2 separate regions of the Mus musculus genome follow, and region 2 is linked to region 1. A link is a contact called in ENCODE POLR2A ChIA-PET data. All regions are on one chromosome and are shown on one strand. The core of a region is the stretch at or near the end of the contact, and the rest is flanking DNA. Distances in the headings are between cores, read along the strand shown. Region 1 holds the start of Nsa2 (NSA2 ribosome biogenesis homolog). Region 2 overlaps Gfm2 (G elongation factor, mitochondrial 2).

Region 1 (6,723 bases), core at 2,236-4,735:
TTGCCAAATTTTAGGTCACCTGGACTACATACATAGACTCAGTTCAAAGAAAAACCAAACCAACCAAACAAAACTTCAAGATATAATTAAAGTACATTTATTGAAATTAAAAAAAAACTACACAGAAATATACTTAAGGTAAATATTTAGAATTAAGTATGATAGATATCTCACGAAACTTGGTAGTTTCTCATCAACAACAAAACTTATCTATTCTGATTTTTGAACAATAAATATGTGAAAATAAAATACATAAAAGCTATATGAAAGCAAGCTGCCTGCGCCTGTGAATACAGAAGCCTTTACTTTGCAAACACTTACTAAGCCTGAGGGGTAGCCTTTGCTTACGCTGTCAAGGGCCTGGGTTTGACCTCCGCACCACAGCAGGCCCTTAGACCCACATTTACCAAGTCTTCCCTGGACGTAAAGTACGAGGTCAAAGGTGTGAGAAAATGATCTGCCTAGGTCACGGGAGGCAATGCTAAATCAGTTATGCAGAATTTTCATACTACGTGATTGAGGCCACCAAGATGGCTTAAAAGGTAAAGGCTCTTGCGGCCAAGTTTGACAATCTCGACTTGATCCCTGGGACACACAGGGTGAAGACAACCAACTGTCATAAGTTGTCCTCTGACTTCTATGCACAAATGCATGTGTTTTCACACTGGTAGTCAAGCAAACAAATAAACAAATGAAATACACTTAGTCATGTTAATAGTTTAATACATTAAAAAAAGATGTGACACATAAGAACAGTCATAAAATGTACTCCTATGTAAGCAGAATTTAAGATGTTACTGTAATCAGCCTGCCATGGTGGCACACACCTTTAATCCCAGCACTTGGGAGGCACAGGCAGTCGGATTTCTGAGTTGGAAGCCAACCTGGCCTACAGAGTGAGTTCCAGAATAGTTAGGACTACACAGAAAAACCCTGTCTTGAGGAAAAACAATGTTGCTGAGACATAACATAGAAAAGGGGATCTGTCAGCACCCAGTGGAAACGGCCTTAAATTAGGTTCCTACTGTTGTACTAATTCTATCTTCCCTCCCTAAAAGATGATGTTTCTAGATTGTATCCCAAATGTATTGTCTACATACAATATTTATCATGTACTGATGTCTCCGAAATAACACACTTCATTTCGAATTTGTATCACATGTAACATTTCTGCAAAAGTATGATGTATGCCTTAGGTAAAATGTTCTTAACACAGCCTTTAACTACGACTTTTGCTTCTCCTCTTTATGCTCAATGGAAGATCTCAAGCTGCTAATCTTATTTTTATTACAAAGCTTATTTCAGGCACAAGGAATTGTAAAAGATTTAAAACTTTTTTATGCACATGTGTCCCTATGAATGTATACCGTGTGTGTGAGGGTGACTGTAGTGACAGCTGGGAAAAGAGAAGGAATCAAGCCAGGTAGTGCGAGACTTTAATCCCAGCACTTGGGAGGCAGAGGCAGGCGGATTTCTGAGTTTGAGGCAAGCCTGGTCTACAGAGTGAGTTCCAGGATAGCCAAGGCTACACAGAGAAACCCTGTCTCGAAAAACAAACAAACAAACAAACAAAAGAGAGAGAGAGAAGGAATCAGACTCAGCTAAAGGGATTTCTTAATCCGGAAGCTGATTAAATACGTGTGCTCTGAAAACCCATCGAGACAAACGCCTATAGTACATCTATTTCCTGTCTGGATGAGTCTTTAAATATATCTATGTTTTACTACTAGAAGATTGCTGCTGGACTCTCGGGTCTTCTGAAATCTTGGATACATCACTAGAAATCTCAGTTTCCGTCTTTCATCTATGACAGCACAGGTCTGAATGAGAATTAAACCCACATATTTAATAAAAAGTGTGTCTAAAATTGCTTTTGGAGTATTTGAACTAAAGCAGTGAACAACAACAACGACTGTGCTCACACAGACTCTAGCCAACTCAAGGGCTACTAGGGGGAGGGGCTGAAATATACAACATCCTACTGTCATCGATGTTGCAGAAAGGAAGGGAAATGGAGCAGTTATGGTGTCAAGGGAGGCTTCACTAAAACTGTGAAATTAAAACTAAAAAAAAAACTAAAGTAGGTAAGGGAGTCAATGTGGGAAGAGGGAGCATACTCTAGCTTGAGAAATTGCGTAATTTACTGCACCTGAAAATACACGAATGCTAATCAGCGCTAGCTCTGATTTAAACAAACAAACAAACAAAAACATTATACTATGGGGACTTAAATGATAGTTTGAAGCCCAGCGGTTGTGGTGCACATCTTTAATTTCAGCACTCTGGAGGCAGAGGCAGGCGGACCTTTGTTGAGTTTGAGGCCAGTCTTGTTTGCGAAGCAAGTTCCAGGACAGCCAGCTCTACACAGGGAAACACTATCTCGAAAACATCAAAAAAGGAAGGGATGTTTAAAAAAAAAAAAAAAAGCAACAGCTTGACTCCAAGTGCTAGGGCTTCTTGAGATGTACTTTTCAATTTTGGTAGTTCCAAATTGGAGCTAGTGAACTTCTGTGACTACAGTACAAGGATAAAACTGGGGACTGACGAGATGGCTCAGAGGTTAAGTTTGGCTGCCCTTCTAGAGGACCAGGTTCAATTCCCAGCAACCACTAGCCCCCCCAACCATCTTTTATGATTCAACACCCTGTTCTGGCCTCGGAGGGCACCAGGTACGCACTACACATTTAAAAAAAAAAATAATAAGGGCTGGTGAGATGGCTCAGTGGGTAAGAGCACCCGACTGCTCTTCCGAAGGTCAGGAGTTCAAATCCCAGCAACCACATGGTGGCTCACAACCATCCGATCACGATATCTGACTCCCTCTTCTGGAGTGTCTGAAGACAGCTACAGTGTACTTACATATAATAAATAAATAAATCTTAAAAAAAAAATAATAATAATAAGGTGGAAAAACCACACAGATTTCTAAAAGGTAAAAACTGCCCTTAATTACACAGGATTTCTCAAGAGCTTAGGGGGAAAGTCCTGGGCGTCCACAAAAACCAAGTACCTTTTGCTTTCCTGGCCTGGCCAGTAGTTTTATTTTCCATATAACATATCTCAACCAATTGTGCATCCGCTAGCAACAGGAGAGACAGAAACAGACTAACAAATCAGTCGCCCTCCATAATGGATGAAGCAACACGTCCGTGACCCGGCAGACGGGGCCCGGAGGCCGGGGAGTGCTCGTCTGGAACCCGCTGTCAGTAGCAGCTACGAGGTCAGCAGTGGCAGACCAGCAAGACCGCGGCACGCACAGGGCGCCTGGCTGGTTCTGCTAGTGTCCGCCGGGGAGTAAGAGAGGAACCGGCAACACGGTACCACATCCCACCACCTCAGACACCCTCATACCCGCAGAAGGAACCCGCGGATCTCCCAGCTTACAAAAGCTCCATAAGCACCTTCCGCCCTCTAAGCAGTTCCGGTGGCGTCTCAGCTAAAATTCTCCTGCTGTCAATTTCCGCCCATCTGCCTAGGAACGGAAAGACGTCACGGAACTGCTGTGCGGCGCTTGCGCTCCACTCGGCCTTCTTAAAGGACTACCCTTTCCCGTCCTGGGCTGAACGAGGCAGGCTCGTGGACCAGTGACATCCAGAAATTAAGAGTTTTTTGAGACCCGGGAGGTCGCGGACCGGTGCTCCGCGGCTGTCATCATGGTAAGGAGGCCTCCTCGGACGCGGGCGACGAAGGGCCTGGGGTTAGCGTGGTTGGGCTGTCGGGGAGAGAGGACCGTGGTAGGCGGAACTGAGATGCCTTGGCGTGAGATGCAGCTTCTGGACCCGGAACACAAATCTTGGGATGAGACAAGAGTTCACTATAAAAGTCCTGATCTTGCTACCGTGGCGTCAGTGCCAACCTAATGGAATGCAGTTGAGACTTGTGATAATAACTTTATAGTCGCATCACACCGTTTTAATGCTCAGTATACTATATTCTTTGCAAAAAGCCAAACAGCGAATGAGTTGCGGAACAAAACATTCTCTTTATATATGAATTACCAGACCTGCCATTCTCATTATACTGGATGTTTCTCTTCAAAGTGGAATGCCATAAACCTTCTTTGTAGTTGCTGCAAAGTTTATGTGATAGCAGTTGAAAACAACACCCATAAGGGTTTTGTTACCTAGTTTTAATCTCTGAGCTGGGTTTTGTGCCTGTTTGTTTATTAGGTTGGTTGGTTTTGAGGGTTCAAATCTAACTAGATGCTGACTACAGTTTCATTGTTAACAATGAAACAATTTAAAACACAAATGGGATCCCATATAGTACTGACAACATGCAAAATAATACACCAACTTTGGAAGATAACACAGCAGTAGACAGTTTCCAAGCAAAGGTCTGAATTCATCTATATTTATTACAACTTTATTCCTAATCACCAATGGAAAAAAATGAACAGTCCAGATATACATCATATGGTAAATGGATAAAGAAATGAGTTTATATCCACACACTGGGATATGGCCAAGTGCTATAAAGTACTTAAGAGCTGGTAGACATAAATGGATATATTCTAGTTAAAAAAAGCCAGATGCAAAAGGATGTGTGTCCTGTAGATTCTACTCACTGGGCAGAGTAAACCATACAAATATAAGGTTGAAGATGGGAAAAGAAGACCTTAGAGTAGCACAAAGGAACATTCTGGGGTGGAAAAATCAATATGCCATCTTGAATATAATGGATACAGAAATTTATGATTGGGCAGGAATTACAACTACACACCCACAACTAAAATTGGCAAATCTTGTTTTATGTAAATTGTGTTTTAGAAAAATAACATTCTTTTTTTTTTTTTTTTTTTTTGGTTTTTCGAGACAGGGTTTCTCTTTTAGCTCTGGCTGTCCTGGAACTCACTCTGTAGACCAGGCTGGCCTCGAACTCAGAAATCCGCCTGCCTCTGCCTCCCGAGTGCTGGGATTAAAGGCGTGCGCCACCACGTCCGATTGAAAAATAACATTCTTTTTGGTTTTTCGAGACAGGGTTTCTCTGTGTAGCCCTGGCTGTCCTGGAACTCACTCTGTAGACCAGGCTGGCCTCCAACTCAGAAATCCGCCTGCCTCTGCCTCCCAAGTGCTGGGATTAAAGGTGTGTGCCACCACTGCCCGGCAAAATAACATTTTCTAATTTAAAAAGACCTGAAAGTAATTTACCTTATTATCTAAAGTAAAAAAAAAAGCATTAAATCCTGTAGTAATCTTATGTTTTTAGTAGATTTTGAATAAATACCTTCATTAAATAGTAGCTTTCCCTGAGAGTCATGCAGGTGTAAGCACATGAATACTGTCCAAGATAAAAATATATTTCACTTCATCATATTAAAGTCTTCGAATAGGGCTGGAAAGATGGCTCAGCGGTAAGAGCACTGACTGCTCCTCTGAAGGTCCTGAGTTCAAATGTCAGCAACCGCATGGTGGCTCACGACCACCTGTAATGAGATCTGATGCCTTCTTCTGATGCTTATGTATAATAATGAATAAATCTTTGGGCCAGAGCGAGCAGGGACTGAGCGAGTGGGGCTGACCCAGAGCAAGTAGAGGTCCTAAAAATTCAATTCCCAACAACCACCTGAAGGCTCACGACCATCTGTACTGCTACAGTGTATTCACATACATAAAACAAATAAATAAATCCTTTAAAAAAATCTTAAAATAATCGTGTCAATACTTGAAAAAATTAAAGTAACATTTCTTGAATTATTACAGCCACAAAATGAATATATTGAATTGCACCGCAAACGATACGGATATCGTTTGGACTACCATGAGAAAAAGAGAAAGAAAGAAGGTCGGGAGGCCCATGAACGTTCAAAGAAGGCAAAAAAAATGATTGGCCTGAAGGCTAAGCTCTACCATAAACAGCGCCATGCCGAGAAAATACAAATGAAAAAGACGTAAGTGGGCCCATCTACATAGCATACTCGGGTAATAATTACTGTGCACATTCTGAACCTCTGGGCTTTCTCGTAGTATTAAGATGCATGAGAAGAGAAACACCAAGCAGAAGGATGATGAGAAGACGCCGCAGGGAGCAGTCCCTGCCTATCTGCTGGACAGAGAGGGCCAGTCGAGAGCAAAAGTCCTTTCTAACATGATTAAGCAGAAACGGAAAGAAAAGGCGGTAAGTAATTTTTTCACGAGAGAAATATCTAAATTTGAGGGTCACGATTTGCCTCCAGTTTAATTTGAAACATTAAGGGCAACTATTAGTTCCATTATTGGGATACTGAAAGTCTTAGAATGTTTTTGTGAATCTTTTTATTTCTATTTTGATGAGGATTTAAGACTTGCTTATTTTTATGTGTGTTTGCCTATGTGTATTTATGACAGCACACGGTGCCAACAAAGGCTAGAAGAGGATGTCTGTTCCCCTGGAACTGAAATTATTTGCTAATGAGCTACTGTGTGGGAGTTGGGACCTGAACACAAGTGGTCTAAAGAACAGCAAGTGCTCTTAGCAGCTATCTCCAGCCTAATTTTGTAAATTTAGTTTGATAGAAACTTGCTGTCTTATCGCCAAGGTTGGTGTATCCTGGTGGAAAGAATTTTAGAATTTAAGTGTGAACAGAATCTCTCAGAGGGAGCGGTGGATAGAGCTCAGTTGACGGACGTCAGCCCACCTAGCTGTAGCTCCAGCACGGGGGCTCGGGAGGCAGGAGCATCACAAGTCTAAGGTCATTCTTGGCTACATAGCAAGTTTGAGGCCAACTTGGTCTCCATGAGTCCT
Region 2 (6,672 bases), core at 1,052-3,551, 39 kb before region 1:
GGACAGATGGACGGAGGTGGGGTGGGAGGGCTCACTGTTCACTGCTGAACTGTTTGCTACAGACAGACTCAAGGGCCATTACTTCAGTTATGCACCCCCTGGTGATCCTCTCAGCTCCACAGGCAGCACCAGTACAGCACTCAGACTCAGACGGAACTAAAACTCATCAGCCATCAGCCAGCTGAAGGGACTGAGGGAGAGTCAAGGCAGAAACTCATCAGTATGCATCATATACATACGTTGTCAAGAACAAACTTTTTAAAAAGGGCCGAGCATGGCCTAGTGTGTGCCTGAAAGCCAAAGACCACCAGGTGCTGGGACGAGAGGGTTGCTGGGACTTGTTAGCCTCCAGCATAGCTCAGGTTCAGCGAGAGCCTTTCTCAAGAGAATCAGGTGATCAGAGCAAGACGGCACCCCTACCCCTGCACACTTATGCACACATTATACTATGCAGATACCAAACTCCATCAGTACTATAAACAACTTGCTCTTCTTTCCCCAACTCCTGCTGTCTCACGAGTTGAAGTAATCTGAATTAGGTTCCTTTTGGTTTTTAAGAGCAAAACACAACAAATGAGCTTTTTAAAAACAATGTTAAAGTGGTTTTAAAATATGTAAAATCAGGACTGGAGAGATGGCTCAGTGGTTTAAGAACACTGATTGTTCTTCCAGAGGTCCTGAGTTCATATCCCAGCAACCACATGGTGACTCACAACCATCTGTAATGAGATCTGATGCCCTCTTCTAAAGTGCAGGCTTACACGCAGGCAGAATGCTATATACACAATAAATAGGTAAATCAATATATACTTTTAAGAAGTATTTTTTTCTGACAAAATTATTTCTTACAAGCCCAGCTGCCACTGTTACCTTTCTAGGGGGCTGGTGACGTCTCATGGTTCAAGGTTAAGTAGAATATTGCTGTGGTAGAAATAGATTTGAGGTGCAAATCTTACCCATCTCTGAAATATTAGCTATAGTCAAAAGTTAAATATCCAACTTTAAAGGTTAATGTGAATAGCACATGGCACTGATCAAGAAAAAAAGGATGTATGATTTCTCTAAGATCTTAGAAATTTATGTTTACCAATCATGAGCCCATGAACCTGTAAGATTGTATTTACTGGACCTAATTCTGTGATTGCAATCCGTACCTCTAACAGCTTCAGCCGGGCACAGTAGTCGAAGTGTGGAAGAGTGAGCATTATTCATATGAGCTAAAGCAAGTCACAGGCTCTGGCTTCCCTGCCATCCTTTCTGCTCCTTGGTACTTAGACCTGATCAGCTATGGGCAAGACTGGAAAAACTACTACAAAGTTGAGCCCCTTAATTTTGAAGGTAAGCAAAGCAAGCGTCATGTAACTCCCACTCCTGAATCTAATCTGGATACTTCTCCACTGTCCACTGTCCTGAGGGCGACAACGTGTAGCCTGAAGGAAATACATAGCAGGCCCTTAGATTCTGCCCCTGTTTTCATGGAGTTGCTCTTTGTATCTGAGATGTCTAAGTGCGTTAATTTTGAAAGACACCTACGTTGCACGTAACTCCTAAGTGAGGCTTTTGGTCCCTTTACTAGCAATTCTATTTTATATAGTTTTTGTATTTCAGTCTTTAGAAAATGATTATATGATTAAAAGTTTCAAAAATATTGATCCACTAGAAACTATGACTTTCTCTAGAAAGCATTTTCAGGATCAAAAAATAAATAAATAAATATAAATATATTTTTATAAATACATATTTATAAAAAAATAGTTCTTAAATACTCTTTCTTGTTTTGTTATGAAATACCAAGGAATAAGTATAGTGGTAAACCCATTGAAATGAAGCTTGTATTTTCTCAAACACCACTAATAGGAAATGCAGGGAGGGGTTGAATGTGGGGGACCCTAGGAGAAGCACCTGCGCCCCAGGCTCACCACAATCCTCTATTATGTGGAAGAGCACTGAGCCAGGGTGGGAGTAAAGGCTCTGCTGCCTACAGGAGGGTACAGAGCAGTGATGTAGGATGACTCTGGAAAGGAAACCAGGGTTGTACAGCTTAATCTCTCTCTTAACCACCGTCATGCAGGCTCTGAGAAGCAGAAACAACTTGTTATTGGTGGAGAAGCTTGCCTGTGGGGAGAATTTGTGGATGCAACTAACCTTACTCCAAGATTATGGTAAGGAATTAAAGTGGGGCCAGCTGGCTTGAAGGATGCCTTGGCTTTTATTCTCCATGTAAGCAGGAGAGAGCTCCTAATCTCCTTATGCAGTTGACTTAAGGAAAAAAAAAAAGTCTAGACTGCTTTGGAAACTGCATATTTTAAAATTCAGGCCTCGAGCAAGCGCTGTTGGTGAGAGACTCTGGAGCCCTAAAACTGTCACTGACCTAGAAAATGCCTACAAACGACTGGCCGTGCACCGCTGCAGAATGGTCAGGTGAGACACTTCCTTCCTGATCTAGGATCTCTTCCATTCACTGTCACTAGCCCATGGAAGATATATTTCAATATAACTGCCATCTTAAGGGAGTTAATAGCTTAAATTAGAATATTAAAACATTGCAAAGGTGGGGGAGGATTTGCTAAGGTGCCATGAGACAGGAGGCCACCATCTAAAATATCTCTCTGTGTTGTCTGTCTACAGCCGTGGAATAGCTGCACAACCTCTCTATACTGGATACTGTAACTATGAGAATAAAATATAGAAGTGACAGACGTCTACAGCATTCCAGCTATGATCATGTTGATTCTGAAATCATGTAAATTAAGATTTGTTAGGCTGTTTTTTTTTTAAATAAACCATCTTTTTATTGATTGAATCTTTCTATCCCTGAATCAAACACTGAATCTTTTATGTGAGCAGCTTAAGAAAATAAAAGGAAAAGCCTTGCACTAGCACTCCAGAGGGCTGCCCTGTGTGGATACTGTCATCTTGCAATGGTTTAAAAGAGAGATGTCAGGCTAGAAAGAAGGCTGAGGTATTTAAGATCACTCTTGCAGAGGACCCGAGCTCAGGCCCTGGATCTCCGTAATCACACCACAATTCCAGCTCCAGGGGGATGGAACATCTCAAAAGTAAAACAAGAAATGTCTAAACGAGGTCCGCTCCTCACAGGCCCAGGCTTCTGGACTCTGCTCCCGGGGGTGGTGCTGTTTGGGGAGGCTTAGGCAGTGTATCTTGGCTTCAGGAAGTTCATCACTAGGTGGACTTTGAGAGCTCATTGCCTTGCTTCCTGCTGAGAAAAGAAACCTTTTTTTTTTCCTAAGCTGCCCTGGCCAGGTTATTTTATCCCAGCACCAGAGATGGCAGAGATAACCGGGGCCCAGCTGTGGTGCAATATAGCAAAGTACACCCAACAGAATTAGAATGGCAGCTCCAAGGGTCTTGTCAAGTTCTTTCCACACCAAAGCAGCAATTTACTAGCCAGTTAATAAAACAGCATTCTTGCCGGGAATAAAGCAGGCAACTGGCCCAGCTTTCCCCGTTTCCAAGGGCCTATAGCACATGGGCCAAGCCACTTCTCTGGTTGAGTAGAGCACTCTGGTCTTGAGGACTCATGGCTTGATAAGTAGACAGTTCTAAGGCAAAAGTAGCTGAGCCAGATGTCAGAGTTCGAAGCACAGTTGAATATCCCTAATGAAAAAAAGTTCAGTTTGTTACTGCACTTAATTTACGCCTTACATTTTTTATCTTGGGGATTATCTTAGACCACAGAAGAGAAGGTGGTGGTGAGTCCCACCGCCTCCAGGGAGAGGTTTTCAAAAAGAAAGAAAAGGGAAATACTATGGCAAAAACTTCGCATAGGTGAGCTGTGCATGCATTCTGAGGTAAGTGACTCTGTCCTTCCCCTTTGTCAGTCAGTACCCTCATGTCTATCCGAGGGGCAGAAGTGCCTGGGTGGGGAAGAGAAGGATGCTGGCCCCAAAATTTATAAGAAAATACATGGAAGCAGGGGTTAGACAGTTAACAGCCTGACCACATTTGAGACACTGTGCCTTAATCTTTGTGGCTCTGTGATTGGAAGTAACGTGTTCCCAAGTTCTCAGCCACCACTGAAGGCAAAGTTTCATGGTGGCTGAAACCTTGGCATGCATTCTCTAAACCCAAGCCCAATGCCCACAGTGTCACTCGCACTGTCGGGGTCATCTCCTAGAGTAAACAACGTGTACATGTCAAATGCAAACTCACCATAATCTCTGCTAGAGGAACGAATCCTAGAACAACTCTGTTGTCTTGGCGAGTCTGGATTTCCTGAATGTTCCCTCTTCTTTGTGCCAAGTCTGCCAGGACAGGGCTGAGGTACTCCCTGCTCACTGTGACCTCGAGACTCATCAGAGGTTCCAGCACCTGTTTGTCAGCTTTCTTCAGGGCCTGAAGAGATTTCATAAACTGAACAAATTTCTATTCCAGTACACGGAAGACAGAGGAAGGCTAATTCCTATATTCCTGAGCAGAGGGCTCTGGGGAGCTCACTGTATAAGGAGCCAAGAAGTTAGAACTTGTACAGTGGCCACATGCTGGAAAGAACAGCACAGGAGAGCACCTCAAAAAGCCAACAACAAAGGCAAGAGTCAAGACAACTGTCTACAAATACTTTCTGTATTTACAGTTTATAATCTTAGACTTCATCGGCCACAGAGGGAACCTGACCATGTTTTCAAGATAAAACAATCATGTGGGAAAGGGTAAATATAAGAGAAAAATGCTTCCTTTAGGGAGGGACTGGCCTCCCAGAGCTGCCCTCTATCCTTTTCAGACTTCTGAACAGTACCTCACTGCAGAGCTTCCACACCAGCAGTAGCTGCAGCCCATCTCGGAGGACTCAGTCTTGTCCCCCACTGGGCCCCAAGCCTAGCTCAGCAGTTTCTTTTCCAAGCACGTCTCTGGCCTTTCTTATTTGCTGATGGCATTAGTAGATCTCAGTTTGCTTAAATGTACTTCTCTGATTTCCTTTTTCCAGCAAACACCAGTATTTCTATTCCTGTTGCTGGCATCTTGATTCAGACATCGTCTAGTTCCTGTCTGTCCTAGACTGTCTTTCCCGTGCCAAATGCCAATCACTTCTGTGTTCTGACTATATATACTTCACTGATCAAAACATTTATTCTCCATTGTTCCCAGAACACAGTTCAAACCTTACTTAGTGCTTGAAAGCTTCAGTGTGACCTGTGACTTTACTCTCCAGTGCTAGGCTAAGGTACTCCCACACTGGGAAACCGCATGGGGGTTGATCAGATCTGGTGGGCCACTGAGGCAGGAGGCAGAAGGCCATGACACTCAGGACAACTCAGGTGATCACATGCATGGAAGATGCTTGGCCTAAATCTGTTGTTCAATGGGACTGATTTGTTTTTGTTTTTTAATGAAAACAATCTTATTTGGACAAATTCAAATATTTGAAATTAAAGGTTTGAGAGATGGTTCAGCAGTTAAGAATACTGTCTGGTCTTGAGTTCAATTACTAGCAACCACATGGTGGCTCACAACCATCTGTAATGGGATTTGATGCCCTCTTCTGGCATGCAGGTGTACACAAAGATAGAGCACTCACATACATAAAATAATCTTTAAAAAGAAGTTGAAATTCACATTAGATTTCCATTGTCCTTTACATTAAAGCCCAATGTCAAGCTGACCTCAGATCTGTCCAGTTAAATCCACCAGGCTTTGGGGCTGGAAAGATGGATTATCTATCTAATTAATATATATATATATATTCCCCTCTCCCCAGCCAGGCTTGTAGCTAACTGTAACATCTCAAAAGTAAAAAAAGGAATGTCTAAACAAGGTGCACTCTTCACAGGCCCAGGTTTTGTTTGGAAAGATCTTTTGGTAAAATCAGAATGTTTTGTTTAACCTTTCTGACCAGTAATTTCTAAAATCTTTCAAATGAAAATTTAGTTTTAGAAATCAAAGATTTCCCATACAAGAGCTAGTTTAAAAGTTTTAAATCCCATTTGTGTGTGTGGTATGTGCTCATGTAGAGGTCATAGGACAACGTTCTGAAGCCACTATGCAGTTCCTGAGCATTAAACTCAGAAGCAGGCTTTTGGTGCTAAGTACCTTTACCCACTGGTACTAGATCTGGGTGGCCCCATGGTGACATAAGGTCTGTGGAATCTGCGGTGCTGGCCTCAGTGCCCATCCTTAATGCAGAGCATGAAGGGTGCTCCGTACCTTCTGCATACACCGTGAGATGCAGGCAGTGACCATAGTTGTGGAGGTGCCAGGGTGAATCATCAGTGAGTGCAACGTCATTGCCACATCCTGGACTGGGGATCCGAGCAGAGGTCCTGGGTGGGGAGAATAAAGCACAACAGTACACACAGTCCAGTAACAAGGAGCAATGCAGCAAGAATTCATGTGAAGTCCAAGCACAGAGAACACTGGCGTGTCTGTAGCACACGGACCAACTCGGAGGCTGAGTGTAACATCAAGGCAGAGTGCACAGTGCACGCTAGTACGCCCAAGATCCTGGCTCAAACTCCAGCATGAGAGAAAAAAAGAAACAGTCACCAGGAGACAGGTGTGTGTCCCTTACCCTGGAGGCATGCACTGTGGACGGCACTTTCAATGGCCTCCCGAGAGGCCTGCAGCAGGTCTTCACCCACACAGTCAGCATACTCGATCTTGGCCACAGCACAGGGCTCTTCTGCTGGCCGGACTTCCAGCTCCGCACTCACCAAG

Evidence for each region. ChIA-PET counts read pairs that join two places held with the same protein, here RNA polymerase II (POLR2A).
Region 2: POLR2A ChIA-PET joins it to region 1 with 23 read pairs in embryonic stem cell. The contact joins the enhancer-like site here to the promoter of Nsa2 in region 1. POLR2A ChIA-PET finds 5 or more read pairs at or near these places in 4 of 5 experiments (Patski and embryonic stem cell).

Annotation. Positions count from the first base shown.
Region 1 is chr13:97,134,688-97,141,410 of GRCm38, reverse strand. Nsa2 (NSA2 ribosome biogenesis homolog) reads left to right here and starts at 3,485. Exons shown (of 6, transcript NM_021552.5): 1 at 3,485-3,656; 2 at 5,703-5,890; 3 at 5,967-6,117. The coding sequence starts at 3,654. Gfm2 (G elongation factor, mitochondrial 2) reads right to left here and starts at 3,474. Exons shown (of 21, transcript NM_177266.5): 1 at 3,352-3,474.
Region 2 is chr13:97,172,546-97,179,217 of GRCm38, reverse strand. Gfm2 (G elongation factor, mitochondrial 2) reads right to left here. Exons shown (of 21, transcript NM_177266.5): 18 at 6,527-6,672; 19 at 6,163-6,278; 20 at 4,174-4,356; 21 at 2,767-3,618. The coding sequence ends at 3,481. Hexb (hexosaminidase B) reads left to right here. Exons shown (of 14, transcript NM_010422.2): 11 at 1,164-1,338; 12 at 2,072-2,162; 13 at 2,317-2,421; 14 at 2,629-2,887. The coding sequence ends at 2,689. Among named protein-coding and RNA genes, the nearest start is that of Hexb, 22 kb to the left of the region's middle. Within about 2 kb of position 2,301, at least 1 of the 3 ENCODE cell types and tissues checked has a DNase peak (open chromatin) inside an H3K27ac peak, as active enhancers do.